2 separate regions of the Homo sapiens genome follow, and region 1 is linked to region 2. A link is a loop called in an ENCODE intact Hi-C map of the cell type or tissue named here. Cell type or tissue: CD14-positive monocyte. All regions are shown on one strand. Each heading gives the region's core, and the rest is flanking DNA. Links, peaks and the distances in the headings are about the cores only. Region 1 has its middle 110 kb from the start of CARMIL1. Region 2 overlaps LOC124901282 (a long non-coding RNA gene).

Evidence for each region. Peaks named below come from ENCODE experiments on the same cell type or tissue, not always from the same donor. Only the 100,000 strongest peaks of a DNase experiment are listed, where the experiment ranks them.
Region 1: a loop joins it to region 2, with 2.0 times the contacts of the local background. A loop is called at or near these places in 27 of 110 quality-filtered maps.

The regions. Positions count from the first base shown.
Region 1 is chr6:25,170,056-25,178,393 of GRCh38, forward strand. No RefSeq gene overlaps it. Among named protein-coding and RNA genes, the nearest start is that of CARMIL1, 110 kb to the right of the region's middle. RefSeq lists an enhancer at 4,678-5,178. In CD14-positive monocyte, for the core only: no CTCF peak of the experiment used is centred there; DNase peaks (open chromatin) are centred at 3,016, 4,026, 4,296 and 7,706; H3K27ac peaks cover 3,328 bases.
Region 2 is chr6:25,121,847-25,130,184 of GRCh38, forward strand. LOC124901282 (a long non-coding RNA gene) reads left to right here. Exons shown (of 3, transcript XR_007059515.1): 1 at 1-38; 2 at 611-686. It also overlaps the pseudogene CMAHP. Among named protein-coding and RNA genes, the nearest start is that of CARMIL1, 150 kb to the right of the region's middle. In CD14-positive monocyte, for the core only: no CTCF peak of the experiment used is centred there; no DNase peak of the experiment used is centred there.

The DNA of each region.
Region 1 (8,338 bases), core at 172-8,171, 48 kb after region 2:
TTTTTTCCCTTCTATTCTGTCCGACCTTAGCTATTACTGTTTTTCAGGTGTCCTTGACTCACCATTCTCTTATTACAGAGACTACGTCTGTCTTACTCATTTGTTTCCAAAACCTCCTCGAGTAAAAAGAGGAATTTGCTGGAAGGGTCTGGGGAGATCTCGAAAAACCCAGCATAGAAACCTTAGCCCATCTGGCCTCATGCAAGGCCGGAGTCTCAGGCTCTAATGTCAGCACTAGAGAAAAACACGTATCTTCCTTCTCTTCCTGTGTCTCCATGGTGTGGGAGAGGAGGGAAGAAGAACTAACCTGAACGGCCAGCCACAGGCATTCACAGGGTCAGGTGCATGGTGGGCAGGGCCACTGAGCTGAGTAGCATCTTCTACGTCTGTGTTCCACCCAGGAGTGGGGGCAGTGAGGGGAGCAGGCCTGGAGATTTTAGGCTACTGGTGGGCCTCAGAATCTCCTCTGCAAGGACTTTAGAACTTCCAAGTCTCAAAACAGAAATCCAGAATGGGTAGTAGAAGACCCCTCTTAAGCCTCTAAGTCATGTACTCTGTCTTTTATCAAAGAAGGCTACACTGGGATTTTTAAGATATTGTGCTGATTAATAAAAATCATTCTTTCCACCCATTTGCAACTGAGTCTTTGTGTGGGTGCCTGCCTTAATTTCTAGAACCTAGAGAACTCTCTCCCTAAGTAGCCTTAGTGAAACCTGAATTCTTTCTAGGACTGTGCTAGATTTTGGAAGGCAAGCACTACACTATCTTCTTTTTGTTGCTCATATCTGGCCAAGAGCCTAGATCAGTGGTACACAGTAAATGTTTAATAAATGTTGATCAGCAAACAATATCTTAGCATATTCATTTCTTGGAAGTATTAACTAGTTTGCTTTTGTAACACCTTTTAGTCCAGCTTTCATTTTCCATTTTCCCTTCCTGAAAACACTCAAAGGCCATTTCTGTCTCATTTTATCATTCCTGGAAGAATATCACCCAAGTATATCAGGCAGTTTTAAGTCTTTTCAAAATTCATGGAAATAAGTATGGAATAATTTTTACCAGCCAATATTAATGGCAGTGCAGAAGAAAAATACAAATGCAATATAATTGTTTCACTGAATTTCTTAATTTTTATGTCTGTGTTAAATTTAACAGCAACTGAGTGGGGAAAGATTTCAGGTCATCTTTTCATTGTTCCATTCATGGCCTGTGCAGATAAGTTGCATCAGATCTGATGAGAAGTAGACTCAAATGAGTGAGCACTGTTTCTCTTCTTGTGGGGTGCTGCTGTGGGGTTCATCTTTCTTTCTAGACCAAGGAGATAGCTAAGAAGGAGAGAATTCACTGTGGTAGTTCTTGACTTGCATGTTGTAGGTTGCTCTTTATCTCCACCATGACTGATTTTAGCCTAGGGCTTTGGATCAGGCATAAACAGCCAAAGTTACTAACCTAACAGGCCAGACAGCTTTGCCATTTCATAGTTCTCATTTAAAAAATCTATCCAAGAAGCCCTACCTACCTCAAGTCAATCCCCAGCTTCCTAAGCATTCAAGGCCTTCAGTCTATATCCTTAAGGGAACACATCTGTAGAGACCTTCCTACCACAAGTGACACGTCAGCCCAGCCAAACACTCAGAGGGCACATTATCGTGCTAAGTCCTACACTAAGTGCTAGGGATATAAAATCAAATAGAATTTCAGCCTTCACCTTCAGGAGGTTACAGCCCAGTGAAGGAGACAGACATCCAGCCAGAAAATGTCAGTAAAATGTCAGCAAATGTGACAAATGACCAATTCCTCCACCTTGGTTCTAAGCATTCTCCTCTACCCCATAGTCGGGAATCTTAAGCTATTGTCTCTTTTCTCTCCTGATTCTTAAATCTTTCCTATCTGTTCCTTCCTTTAGCATCTAAATGTGTGGAAGCTTCTCCCATTTTAAAAACTGTAAAACTGGCCGGGTGCAGTGGCTCACTCCTGTAATCCCAGCACTTTGGGAGGCCAAGGTGGGCAGATCACAAGGTCAGAAGATCAAGACCATCTTGGCCAACATGGTGAAACCCTGTCTCTACTAAAAATACAAAAAAATTAGACAGGCGTGGCAGCACGTGCCCATAGTCCCAGCTACTAGGGAGGCTGAGGCAGAAGAATTGCTTGAACCCGGGAGGTAGAGGCTGCAGTGAGCCAAGATCATGCCACTGCACTCTAGCCTGGCGACAGAGTGAGACTCTGCCTCAAAAAACAAACAAACAAATAAACAAAAAAACTGTAAAACTACAATTCTTTCTTTACTTACTGTTACCATCTAGTATTAACCCTTTCTCTTTACTTTCAGAGCCAAACTTCTGGAAAGAGGTGTAGTCTCTCCACCTCTCTCTCCTCCTCTTCTTTCCATTCACTCCTTAAGCCACACACTATGGATTTCACCCTCGTCATTCCACCAAAAGCATTCTTCCTGAGGTCAAAAATATCTTTCTGGGTGGGTGCGGTGGCTCACATCTAATCCCAGCACTTTGGGAGGCCAAAGTGGGCGGATCACTTGAGTCCAGGAGTTCGAGACCAGGCTGGCCAACATGACAAAACCCCATCTCTACTAAAAATACAAGAAATTAGCCAGGCGTGGTGGTGCACACCTGTAGTCCCAGCTACTCGGGAGGCTGAGGCAGGAGAATCACTTGAACCCGGGAGGTAGAGGTTGCAGTGAGCTGAGATCACACCACTGCACTCCAGTGTGGGTGACAGAGCAAGAGTCTGCCCCCCCCCCCCAAAAAATCTTCCACATCATGATATTCAAATAATGCATTCTAGTGTAGTCAGCCCCTTCCTGGACATCTCAGCTCCATCTGGCACAGTCGATGATGTCCTCCTTTTAAAAACACTCTCCCCTTCGGCTTCATGAAACATTCCCTCATTCCCCAAATTCCACAAAACACCAAACCCTTTCCCCTTGAAGCAGACACACTGCCCTAGTCCAAGCCCACATAGCTCTCGTCTGAACCACAGCAGGAATGTCCCAACTGAGCTTCCTGTGTCTCCTCTCACCACCCTGCCCTCCAGCCCACTTGCCACATCACAGCCAAATGAGCTTTATTTAAAATATCAGATTTGATCATATCTCTCTTTAAACTCTTAATGATTTCCAACTTCCATAAGGATAAAGTCCAAAATCCTTAGCGTGGCCTGCCATAAGCATCCTGGTCTGATCTGTGCCTGCCTCTCTAGACTCAGGTCAAATCACCCTCCCCAGCCCTCTCTCCATTCTGGCCGGTGTGATCTTCTTATGGTAAAAAAAAAAAAAAAAAAAAAAAATATTGCATGGACTTTCTCATTTCAGCTGTTCTCTCAGCTTGGAGTGGTCCCCCTCCTCATCTTTGCCTGGCTAACTCCTACTCACTACTCAGATTTCAACTTAAATGCCACTTCATCTAGAAATCTGATTCCCAAGGAATTGGTTAAAGCCCAATATGATCATACAGCTTGTATAGCACTGTAGTTCTTCTTAACAGTCAGCACACCAATTATTACTTATCCAAGGTTTACCTTTACCCCTAGACATGACTGAATGAGAGCAGGGGCCATGCCTGTCTTGTTCATTGCAATGTCCCCAACACCTGGCATGGTGCATATTTTTAATGAATTAAGAAATGAATGAATATACTGAATGCATTAAGAACAATTAAGAGGGACACCTAAACCAGTCTGTAACAGGAAAATGAAGGCCAAGCATTTTCCAAATCTATAATACTATGATTTCTGGAGGAAGAATGCATAGAAAGAGCCAGATGCTTGTAAAGGACAGGTGTATTTACAGAAACAGCAAAGGTGTGTAGAAGGGTTTTAAAAGAATGATTGTTATTCTGAAGTGCTGTAAAATACAGCAGGATCTATGGTGTGAACAAAATCTAATAACTCTGGCCAGTAGCATGTTCTGAGAGAACATATGTTATAGTAGATGAATTTATGTTGCATATGTTTAGCTAAGTAAAGGATACTTACACAATCACTTCTAGAATGAGTCATCTGGAATTAGCTCATGCCCATAAATCAACACAACCCAGGCCTGAAAGAATCAAGGCCTTATACATGCAAGAATTTGACATTTAAAACAAAAAAAAAAGCAGCATTAGCAATCCATAAAAAATGTTAAATCATAAATGTCTAGAGCTGTAAGGAACCTTATATTATCCAGCTCAACCCCGCTACACCTCCTATCATTCTCATCCCAGGGGTGTGTAATATGGGAAGCTGAGGCCCTAGGAGGTTAAGTCACTTTCCTCTGGTTACATGTCTACTTTGTGGCTAAACTGGTCGTAGAAACTGGGTCAGCTGGGCACAGTGGCTCATGCCTGTAATCCTAGTACTTGGGAGTCCAAGGCGGGCAGATCACGAGGTCAGGAGTTTGAGACCAGCCTGGCCAATGTGTGGAAACCCATCTCTACTGAAAATACAAAAATTAGGCAGGTGTGGTGGGGTGCGCCTGTAGTCCCAGCTACTTGGGAGGCTGAGGCAGAAGAATCACTTGAACCCAGGAGGCAGAGGTTGCAGTGAGCCGAGATCTCACCACTGCACTCCAGCTTGGGTAACAGAGTGAGACTCCGTCTCAAAAAAAAAAAAAAAAAAGAAAGAAAGAAAAAAGAAAACAGGTCTGTATTTCAATGCCTCCTAATTATCTGTAACTTTTGATTCTGTAAACTTCAATAAGACTACTCCAAACCATGGCCTGAAGGTGGTTTTCTGGAAACCCTTACCTTCCTCCAGTCTTGATACCGATTCACTATATAGCATATCCTGCGTGAAGAGAAGCCTGTGGGTGCTGCTAACCTCAACACCTACCCCGTACCACCCACACTGCCGAGGGGCTTAGGAGTTCCTAATGGCAGTAACTGAAACACTTTGAGTAACTCCTTTAAATGATGTCCTGTTCTGTGGCATTAAGTAACATCGCTCTCATCTGTCCTTTGTGATTTCTCAGTCTCCCTGCTGTCGTATTTGGGAAATATAAATATTTGGGAATAAACAAACAATGTAAATAAATGTTTGGGAAACTTCTTGTGTTATAGAACATTATAGAAAATATACATATTTGTTTTCATCTATCTATATAGATATATAGATATATATATCTTCTGCATCATGATATTCAAATAATGCATTTTAGTCAGCCCCTTCCTGGACATCTGAGCTCGTTTGGCACAGTCGATGATGTTCTCCTTCACAGTTAGTTCCTGGTTCATAACTCCCACATCCCTTGTTACAGTCTTTCGTTATAATGCTGGGTGTGTTAGGTCTCAGGGGCAGGCCTCAGGAAATAATCTCTTTCCTGCATTCCTTTTACCTGACCCAAGGCAGGATTCTAATGTTCCCTGTCTTTCTGATTGTGGGTCTTAAGAGTCTCCCCGATGAGGGCCTCGCCTCATACCCTGGGGGAAGGAATGCTGATGTCACGAAGTTTCCATAAAAATCCAAGAGGACTGGGTTCAGGGAGCTTCTAGATAGCTGAACACATGGAGGCTCCTGGAGGGTGGAGCCCAGGGAGGGCATGGAACTCTGCATCCCTTCCCCTATGTCTCTCCCTATGTGTTTCTTCATCTGTATTCTTAGTAATATTCCTTATAATAAACAAGTAAATTTAAGTGTTTCCCTGAATTCTGTGAGCTGCTCCAGAAAATTAATCAAACCCAAAGAGGGGATTCCTGGGAATCTCAACTTCAAGCTAGTTGGTCAGAAGTTTCAGAGGCCCAGACTTGCAACTGGTGTAGAGGAGACAGTCTTGGGGACTGAGACCCAACCCATGGGATCTGACGCCATCTCTAGGTAGATAGTGTAAGAATCGAATTGGAGGACATTTGGCTGGTGTCCACTGCTTGAAGTGTGGCAACCAACCCCCTAACCCCCAACATATTTGGTCATAGAAGCCTTCTGTGTTGATTGTTGTAGTGTGAGAGTAAAGACACAGTTTGAGAGAGTTTCTCCCTGCACAGCCACTGATTGCACACTTTAGAATGGCTAAGGTGATAAAGTTTGTGTTATGTACATTTTATGACAATAAAAAATAATTACTCAACAACTTCCAGCTCCAGCCATGATGGTAAGCCCCACTCCTCCTAGATCCTCCCTCTTACAACTTAAAAACATAAAATAAATAAATTAAGATTGAATCCTGAAACATGTTCAATCAACCCATAGGAAGGTACAAAAAAGAGAGACAGAGGGACAGGAAATAGAGGAAACAAAAAGAAAACAAAGTAGTGGGGCAGATATAAGCCCTAACATATCAACAATTCCCTTAAATGTAAGTGGTCTAAATACACGAATTAAAAGACAGAAATTTGCAGAGGGGATAAAAATAAAAACATGTTCCAACAATAGGCTATCTATAAGAAATTCACTTCAACTTCAATTACACAGGTGGATTGAAAGTAAAAGAAAGGGGAAAAGATATACCCTGAATTCATTAATCAAAAAAGAGCAAGTCTTGGCTATATTAATATCAATGCAATTAGTAATCCTTGTTTTTAAACCACAATTTTAAAATTTCACTAGGAACAGCCTTGAAGAGCCTCTGTGTTTCAAGAATGCTGACATCTGCCAAAGGCTTTGCAGCCCTGTCTCAGACTGGCTCAGTCCACTTTAGCCCAGGTCATGCAGATTTGTCTCCCATTAGATGTGAAGAAACAAAGTGAAAGTCTCTCTTAACCTGCTCTTCTGCCCTCCTCACAAACCAATTAAAATAACTTGAGTCATTTTTCTAGCTTTGTATTGACAGAATTTTAAAGATGAATAATATTGTGTGAGAATTTTGAAAAAAGTGTATGCTGATAATACTGACAGGAACATAAATTGATAGAGTGTTTTTAGCAATTTGACAGTATCTATATACAGATGCTCCTTGACTTACAATAGGTTGTGTTCTGATAAAACTATTATAAGTTGAAAATAATCTTAAGTCAAAAATGCATTTAATACACCTAACCTGCTGAACATCATAGCTTAACCTAGCTTAAACTTGCTCAGAACAATTACACTAGCCTACAGTTGGGCAAAATTATCTAATTTAAAATCTATTTTATAATAAATGTTGAATGTGTGAGGTAAGAGTATCATACTACTTATCACTAGCTCTGGAAAAAGACCAAAATTCAAATTCAAAGCAGTTTCTATTAAATGTGCATCACTTTCACATCATTGTATAAAGTTGAAAAACCATAAGTTGAACCATTGTAAGTCAGGACCATCTGTAATCTATATAATAACTTTTAAATGTGAATATCCTTTGATTCACCAATTCTACTTCTATTCTAGTATAATTTTTCTAATGAAGTACTTTGGCATTTATACAAAAAGTTGTCCATTGCAACAAAATATTGGTAACATCAACAGAGGAATGAGCAAATACATTATGGTACATTCTTCTGTGGAATACTATGCAGCAGTTAAAGAAGTAAATTTATAGGTACTAAAATGTTAAAGAAAACAAAATGAAAACCAGGCCTGAAGAATTCTTGAGCAGACAAAATTGGTTATGCCTCATCATAACCTTGCTTGATTTACAAGCGTAAGTGAAACTTGAGCTATATTTTATAAATGCCTATATTAAAAACAGAACTTAAGCTCAACCAATCAGAAGTAGCCAATAAACTTATGTAACTAGGGACTTTCCAAAGGGATAGACCAAACAAGGCAACTGTATAATTGTAACCCATCAAATATTTTCTTTGCTTTACTTCTATGTTCATCCTATAAAAGCTGCCCTCTTGTGTTCCCTCCATGGAGCTCCTAAGCCACTTCTGGTTTGGAGCTGTCCCATTCATGAATCATTGTTTCCTCAAAGAGACTCTGAAATTTTGTTGTGCCTTAGTTTACTTTATAACAAACATAAATAGGGCTTTAGAACACATTTTTATTGATGTATACTGTTTCACTTGGGGTGTATAAAAAATTCCTACTTATAATAATGGTTTAAAATTTCAAATTTATTAGTGCTATGAAATTGCTACACTATTGCTAGTAGTGATATATTATTTTGCTCATCAGCACATGAAGCCTGGAATAGAGTGGTTATATTTGAATCCCCAGAGCATCTTAGAGTCTAGCACATTATATTTACTTAAAAATTGTTTAATTAACCAATTGATGAAAAAGGCCAGCAATTCCAAACTTCCTTCCAGCTCCAGTTCTTTGATTCTAACTGGAGAAAAACTGCCCTTACATATAAAATGTTCATGACAATACCTATCTCAGACAGCTGCTATAATGATAAAGTATCCAAAATTGCTGAGGTGAGGGGTGTTATAATTTGGTAGACAAATTCCAGGGGCTATTTGTTGTTACTCTTCATTGG
Region 2 (8,338 bases), core at 34-8,033:
CAAAACATTCTAAAATGTTTTGGGTGATGCAAGTGTAGGTGAGATTCTTCCTTCTACTTTTCTGAATTCCAACGTTTTAATTGTGAACATATATTATTTTTTATAATAATAATAAAATCAGATGCTCATCACTGATAACATGTCCCCAGGTGGATCAAGCCCTTATCTTTCTCAGAATGTGGTATGAAATCCCTACAGCGTTGGTAGCACTGGACTAAAAAGTGAGCTCTGTTAACAAATGTTCCCTTCGTGGCAGTGTCTTCACTCCAGCTAAGGCTGAAATTCCCAGAATTTGTTATTTCCTGTCCTCCCACTGACCCTGCTGCCAGCTCTGGCCCTGCCTTTTGCCTGCATGATGGTTAACAGTAGCCTTAATCTAATTTTCCAGTGCATCCAACTTCCTGCTGGGAGGGAAATCCCTTATTTCTGCTCCTGTGGTCCCAGTCCCAAGGATATATGCAGATTATTTGAGACATATATATACAAATAAATTATGCTCTGTGTACTAACTACCATGAATTTAACAGGCATTAAATTAAACATTTTTTTATAACAACCTGTTTTTTGTAAGACGGCTACTAAAAATATTATTTCTATTTCACATTTGAAGAAATTAAAGCACAAAGGGATTGACTAAATTGCCCAGTGTCCCCAGACTGTCTGTTGGAGCCTGGATCCGCACCCAGGTGAGAAGGCCCCATTGCCTTTGCTCTTAACACTTTGCTACAGTGTCTCTGTAAAGGTCTTGATCAAAAGATTTAGAGATTTTCATAAAAGCCCCTAAGCAGTTGTAGATTACTTGGTTATATATTCATAAAGTTCATAGTCTCTTGTCCTTTCACTTACACAAACTAACAGTGTTTATACCCAAACCTATGTTTATTATCAGTTTTATGTCAAATAAATTTAACAGTATTTGTACAGCACACATAACCAGCTCCTAGTAATAAGGCAGCTGGCAGGCTTTCTGGGCTAAGTCAACAGATTCAGGGTGGAGTTCACTGGAGAAAATAGCTAGTGGTCCAGGTGTCCTGTTTGAGACGTGGAGGGACGATGAATTTGTAGTCAAAACACTTAGCAACTCTTCCCAAAATAGCATTCTATTTCCTTGTAGTGAATGGCAAAGGACACATACCTCAATAAGTAACACCTTTGTTTGTAGGAGAACTGGGAGAATGCTGGCAACACACTCTTGTCTAAAAAGGCATTTGGTGTTGGTCTCACAGAGACACATGGGTGACAGTGGTCACGCCTATATAGTATGCCTATAATAATTTGAGCCTAAAAAAAATTTAAAGGTATTATATTCAAAGCCCACAGCCTGGAGGCATAGCCCAGGAAGCTTCCAGCTCAGCTCCCTTAACAGGTAATCTAAGACTGCTCTTATATCACCCACATGTGCTTATGCATGTATTTTTTAAATAATTGAGTCATTCTATTTATAATGTTTATAACATGCTTTTTTTGCTTTGTGTATCAGAAATAGGCTTGAGTGCAATGGTGTGATCTTGGCTCACTGCAACCTCTGTGCCTACTGGGTTCAAGCGATTCTCCTGTCTCAGCCTCCCAAGTAGCTGGGATTACAGGTGCCTACCACCATGCTCAGCTACTTCTTGTACTTGTAGTAGAGACAGGGTTTCACCATGTTATCCAGGCTGGTCTCAAACTCCTGACCTCAGGTGACCCACCCACCTCAGCCTCCCAAAGTGCTGGGATTACAGGTGTGAGCCACCATGCCTGGCCTCACCCAATGCTTCTATTCCTCCTCTCCCCTCATGCCTTCATCCAAGGTTCCTGACCCTTCCAGACATGGAGCTGGAGGAAAAAGGAGAGTTAAAGAAAGAGAGCAAAGGTCCTTTGGTCACGGAGCAGCAGCACTATCTGGGCTTGGCTTTTGCTTAAAGCTGATTCTAAGGGATACCTCAGTGGGTTATTGCGAGGATCCGTCCAATTGCTTGGAAACACCCACCTGAAGTTCTCTGCACCTGGGTATCTCTATGCTACCTGGTTACTTATGCTTTCCTTAGCCCCTAGCAACGTAGCAATACATCCAACTTTTCTCTGCAGGCCTTTTGGACCTAGAATGACTCTACGTTTATGCCTCCCATTCATGGTCCACATCACATCCATAGGAAACACTCAACTGTTCTAGCCCCACTGAATTCTGGGAGTGCCAGTGTGCCTAACACAACCTCTTCTCCTTCAGCTTGTCTGTCACAGCTACATGGCCAATCTTTCATCCTTGAGATTTCTCAGGGGAGAATCAGACACCAGCCCACTGTGTCCCTTAACCTTGGAGAACACATATCAGACTCTCTAGAGGTGGTCCAGCTAAATTCTGGCCTAAGGAGAGGGGCCGGCATCCCTCAGAAGTTGCCCCTGCAAGGGGCATGGACTCTCAGTACAGCTTTCCAAATAACTCTTCCTAAGAAGTTATATTTCAAACTCCCCTTCTATGCTTTAGTATTCCTTATAAGGGTGAGGGATTTAAGAATGATCTACTGGTTCTCAGCCTCTTTGTAAATCCTTTCTCAGAACTTCAATTTGGAATGGGCATCTGTTGTTTTGCAACCTCAACTTCCATTTCACCATCCTGTTACAAGGTATTGCATATGTTGTATATTTAGCATTTTCCATTTTTACATATAACCCAATTTTCCCAGGCCTCACCAGATTGACAATATAAAATAAAGTTGCAGTCTATCTTTATGCACAAATGATGATGGCAAGAGCCCCAACTGTTTTGCTGACTAGAAATTAGCACATTTTCAAGTGTCCCGAACGTATTTTGGGGACTTCCCCAGAAGCATGCTACACACATGCCCACAACCTGATCTGTAACTGCTTGGTGTCTGCTTTTCCCTCTTTTCCTACCCTGGCTTATAATCTTTCACATTGTCTGCCTAGGAGTTTGAGGAATGTCACATCATTGCTAGGTTCCAAGGGTAGGTAGAAGAAATAGCCTCCTCTCCAATTGTGTGTCACATGTGGACACCAGGACGTGAAATGGCTCTTCTTTGTCAGATAACGAGTTCTGGCCATCTCCTACTTCCCACGAATCCTCCAACTCTCTCCTAAAAATAGTGCCATTATTTTTCTGATTGCCACTTTCCTGAGCTTGGGCAATCCAACCTGGTCTACGGGCCAGAACAATTCCCATTTTTAGCTCCCCACAAACCACAGACTCCACCACCCAATTTCCCTTCCTTTTTCTCCCTCATGCCCAGGTACAAAATAGAAATCTCTGTGTTTATTAATGGATGGGAGGGAAAGAGAAATTGAAGTCTCACTAGCAGCTTCTGGGTCAACACTTTGCTTGTCAGGGATATTCAATATTATCTTTCTTTTGCTTTCTAAGTTCAAGAGCCATTCAGAAAAAAAAGCAAAGTGGAGGACAATGTATACAGTCTGCTACTAAGGAAGGGAATATTATAAATATGTACTAGTTTACAAATGCAAAAGATACCCCTAGAAGGACCCACAAGAAACTAAATAATAATGGTAGTTGCTTCTAGAGTGGGAACTTGGTGACTAGGGATCAGAGAAGGAGAGAAAATTCAGTTTTTACTCTATTTAATTTTGTACTTTTTGAAAATTTTACATGTGCATGTATACCCCAAAGAAATTAGCAGTTTGCAAATAGATAACTCATTTTAAGAAGAGAGAAGACAACGTTCAAGTTGAAGCCTGCAATGGCAGACCATCCGTATCCATTTGCAAAGAAAAAATTAATCTTGTTTATGCCCCAAATGAAGAGGACTAACAACTAACAGCACGAACAATAGCCTACACCACAGGCATCTTAATTGATTCACCTTACACAATTCTGACTGAAAAATTAAAGTTGAGCAAACTTTGCACTTGATGGCTGCCAAAACCATCCAGATCAGCTGCAGACAAGAGCAGAGCTCTCAGTGGAAATTTTAAACGAGTGGGATCAAGATCTTGAAGCATTTCTTCGAAGCACTGTAACAGAAGATTAAACATGGCCTTACCAGTATGATCCTGAAGACAAAGCACAATTAAAGCAACGGCTACCAAGAGGTGGAAGTGGTCCAGTCACAGCAAAGCCAGACCGCTCAAGAGCAAAGGTCATGGCAACAGTTTGTCGAGATGCTTAAGGCATTTTGTTTGCTGAATTTTTGCAAGGACAAAGAGTGGTAACATCTACTTATTATGAGATTGTTTTGAGAAAGTTAGCCAAAGGTTTAGCAGAAAAATGCCCAGGAAAGCTTCACCAGAATCACACCATAAAAATGCCTCTTGCTCATTTCTCTCATCAAACAAGGGCAATTTTGTGAGAGTTTCTGTGGGAAATCATTAGGCATCCACCTGGTTACGGTACCAATTTGGCTTCTTCTGACTTCTTTTTCTTTCCTAATCTTAAAAAGCAATCTTTAGGCTGGGTGCGGTGGTTCATGTCTATAATCCCAGCACTTTGGGAGGCCGAGGCGGGCGGATCACAAGGTCAGGAGATCGAGACCATCTTGGCTAACACGGTGAAACCCCGTCTTTACTAAAAATACAAAAAATTAGCCGGGCGCGGTGGCGGGCGCCTGTAGTCCCAGCTACTCGGGAGGCTGAGGCAGGAGAATGGCGTGAACCTGGGAGGCGGAGCTTGCAGTGAGCCGAGATTGCGCCACTGCAATCCGGCCTGGGCTAAACAGCGGGACTCCGTCTCAAAAAAAAAAAAAAAAAAAAAAAAAAGAAATGGTAAAAATAAAAATTAATCTTTATTAGGCTTAAATGTATTCTTTCATAATGATATTAAATTATAATGGAATTAGTTAAAACAAAAACTATCAATAGCTAATACTTAAATATTAAAAAAAAGCCTAATCATAAATAGGTAATTTTAGAAATAAAATTAATAAATTGAAGATAAAGCCTAATCATCAATAGGTAATTTTAGAAATAAAATTAATAAATTGAAGATAAACTCCATGTCACAAAATGACACATTTTAGAGAACAGAGACAGCAGAATAAAGAAGTCTTCAGAAACACCTCTTTTATAAAAGCCAAGCTGGATAAGATCCAACTGGGGCCAATACAAGGAAAAACTGTAGTAGTAAATATATATCTATAATTTACATCACTCTGAAATCCTTGACCCCTAGAATAGTCAACCAAAGGTTACATATTTCAAAGAGAAAAGATCTTATAGTTTAAGATTTTACAGCATATATGTGAGATAAAATACAAGATGCTCAGTTAGATATGGATTTCAGATAATGAATTTTTAAATATGATTTCTATAATATTTAAGACATATTTATTCAGAAAATTAGTTGATAAATCTGTAATTTAAATTTAACCAAGGGTCTTGTATTTTTATTTAACACTAGCAACCCTGTTTTAGCATGAGAACCAGACTGTAATAAAACAGGTTGCTCAGTATCTTTTCCCCATCTTACCACAACTTTGAGGGGGACGGAGTGGCTAGAGGTGGGATATAAATAGTTCCGTTTTTTCTATTTTGGTGGTGTTTCTGGTGATTTTTTGTTGGTTTTAAGAGTTAAAGAATTTTTTTAAATAAAGAAATCTGTCGCAAACCAGAAACACCAAATTTTTTAAAACTAAAAACATCTACTTTAACATAAGTGAATCATGCTGATATTTCTGAATTTCATTATATCCAGAATTATTTCATGTTCTCCAAGTTATGAGGCAAAAAGCATATTCCACGCTTCAATTTATGAAGGATTATTTTATGACTCCTTTCTCATTGATAAGTAGCCAACAACCTTTCAATTAATTCTGATGGAACATTCCAACTGCAGCTATTTGGCATGCCAGGCCATGAAAGGGAAAATTGGCAGAACCATGCGGTCATAGATGACAGGGAGACAACAGTTTTCCAGTTAGAGGAGGTTGTGAAAAATTGATAGGCTTTAAAGATGAGAATCATGGCTTATAGGATTTGTTGATCTTGGTTGTGTTGAGAAGAAAAATGGCTGAATAATGGTGGGTAGAACAGGTAGGTCTCTGTTCTTGGCTGGAACCTAGAAACTAGAAAAGACAGTTTCTTCAGATAAATAGCTACGAAGAGAATCCAACTATAATTTACTGAACTCAGAGAAGTGGATGGGAGAATACAGAGCATAAGTTAACACAGAAATGCAGTCTCAACGTGCAAATGCTTGGTGAGCTGCATCTGGGAATAAAGCTGGCAGAACCTGCTTCCTCATGGGCAGGAGAGCTAAGAGGGGAGGACTAATGTGTCAAGAGAACAGGTCAATCACCTGTAAGGCTTTGAATGAAGAAGAGAAAGGCTAGTCTGTGGGAAAGCAATCACTATACTTAGATGAGCATATTAGATACAAAAACAATCTGAGTTCCTGTAAAAAAGTCCCTCTGTATAAGCTACACAAGAAGCTCATTGCAGAGAAATAGTAACTATAATTCACTTTTTTGAGGTGCTTGCCATATACCACCATATGGCATTCTTTTAAGTTTTATGTGTTTGGCATCACTTAATCCTCTCAGCAACCTGACAAAGTAGGTAATATTTTCATCCTCATTTTAGAAATGAGAAGACCGAGGTCCAGAAAGGCTAAGAAACCTGTCGAGGGTTATGACCTAGCTAGTAAGTCGTGGAATCAGGCTTCTAAACCAGGTAGTCTATAAGGAGAGATGATGCTCTTAATCAGTAAACTTTAAGGCCTCCTTAAATGGCTGGCTAAGTGGCACTCTGTGAAATGGCCCGCTAAGTTAAAAAACTAGGAGAGGAAACCCAGAGACAGAGTCCCAAAGCTGTAATAGTTGGAAGAGAAAACTCCAACACCTTGAAGTGCTGGCGGAAGTTTACCAGTGACAGAACTATGTCTGAGGCTTCACTGACTTGAATCCACCCAGAAGATGGAAGAACATCAAAATGGGCCATCAGGGAATTACTTAGAGGTTCTCCTAGAGCAGAGTTGCCAGCTAAAAGGGTGTCCCATTAACTACTTTGGACATATTTATACTAAAAATACATTAGTTTTTTTAAATCTGAAATGCACATTTAACTGGGCATCCTGTATTTTTATTGGTCAAGCTGGCAGCCCTATCTGAGGAGCCAAGCAAGCTACAGGTGCAATACTGGTGTGAAAGGAAAATATCTTGGGCCCCCCAAATCGCTAAGCTAAAAGGGAAAGTCAAGCTGGGAACTGCTTAGGGTAAACCTGCCTCACATTCTATTCAAAGTCACCCCTCTGCTCACACTGAGATAAATGCATATCTGATTGCCTCCCTTGGAAAGGCTAATTAGAAACTCAAAAGAATGCAACCAATTATCTCTTATCTACCTATGACCTGGAAGCCCCCTCCCTGCTTCAAGTTGTCCTGCTTTTCCAAACCGAACCAATGTTCATCTTACATATGTTAATTGATGTCTCTTGTCTCCCTAAAATGTATAAAACCAAACTGTGCTCTCACCACCTTGGGCATATATCATCAGGGCCTCCTGAGGTTGTGTCATGGCCAAATGTCCTCAACCTTGGCAAACTAAACTTTCTAAATTAACTGAGACCTGTCTCAGATTTTCAGGGTTCACATTTTGGTAACCATGAAGGGATTCTGAGTGGAGATGCCCCTGACCTTTGACAAATCTATGCTTGGTACCAGCATGAGCTAACTTTATGGCTCAAACCAATAGGACAATTTGCTGAGGCCTGAGAGCACCCCCTCCAGAGAATCCCTGATGTCCCCAAATGTGGTAGAGATCTAAAGTTTATTTTGCTGGAAAAAAAAAAAAAAGCAAGTAAAATTCCAAAAAAACTTTTACTTGCTTCCAAAAAGGAAGGGAAGATTTCCTGTTTCCATGGCTATGGAAGACAGGTAACTCTTTTATGGAGTTTGAGCTCACTTCCAACAGGGAAGATGAGTTTTTTTTCTCTCTGCTTCTAGTATGGTAGAGAGCAGTCTACACCCTGAGACCCATCCCTAGCTAAGTAACTGAATTGGGGTTTGTCTTGGCTAAAGTTAAGATTAACAACCAGCTGGTCTTAATTTCTCCTTACTATTAGAGTACTCAGTAATGATATAAGTTGTGTGATTGTTTTGCTTAACTGTTTTTGTTGTTGTTGTTGTTCATTCCTGTTTTCACTGTTGTTTTGGACTTTTTCCCATTGGGTTTGATCAACTCTATCCAACTTGATCAAATCCAAAGGAAATTCCAAATTATGGGGAACAAGGCCTCTGAAGTGGCTAAATTCTCACACACACACACACACACACACACACACTCACGCACACACGTGGTATGGGGTGGAGGGGAAAAAATGGCCAGAAAAAGGAAAAAAAAAAAAAACAAAAAGAAAAATTTTTTATTCTAAGGGTCTTCATTTACATAACAA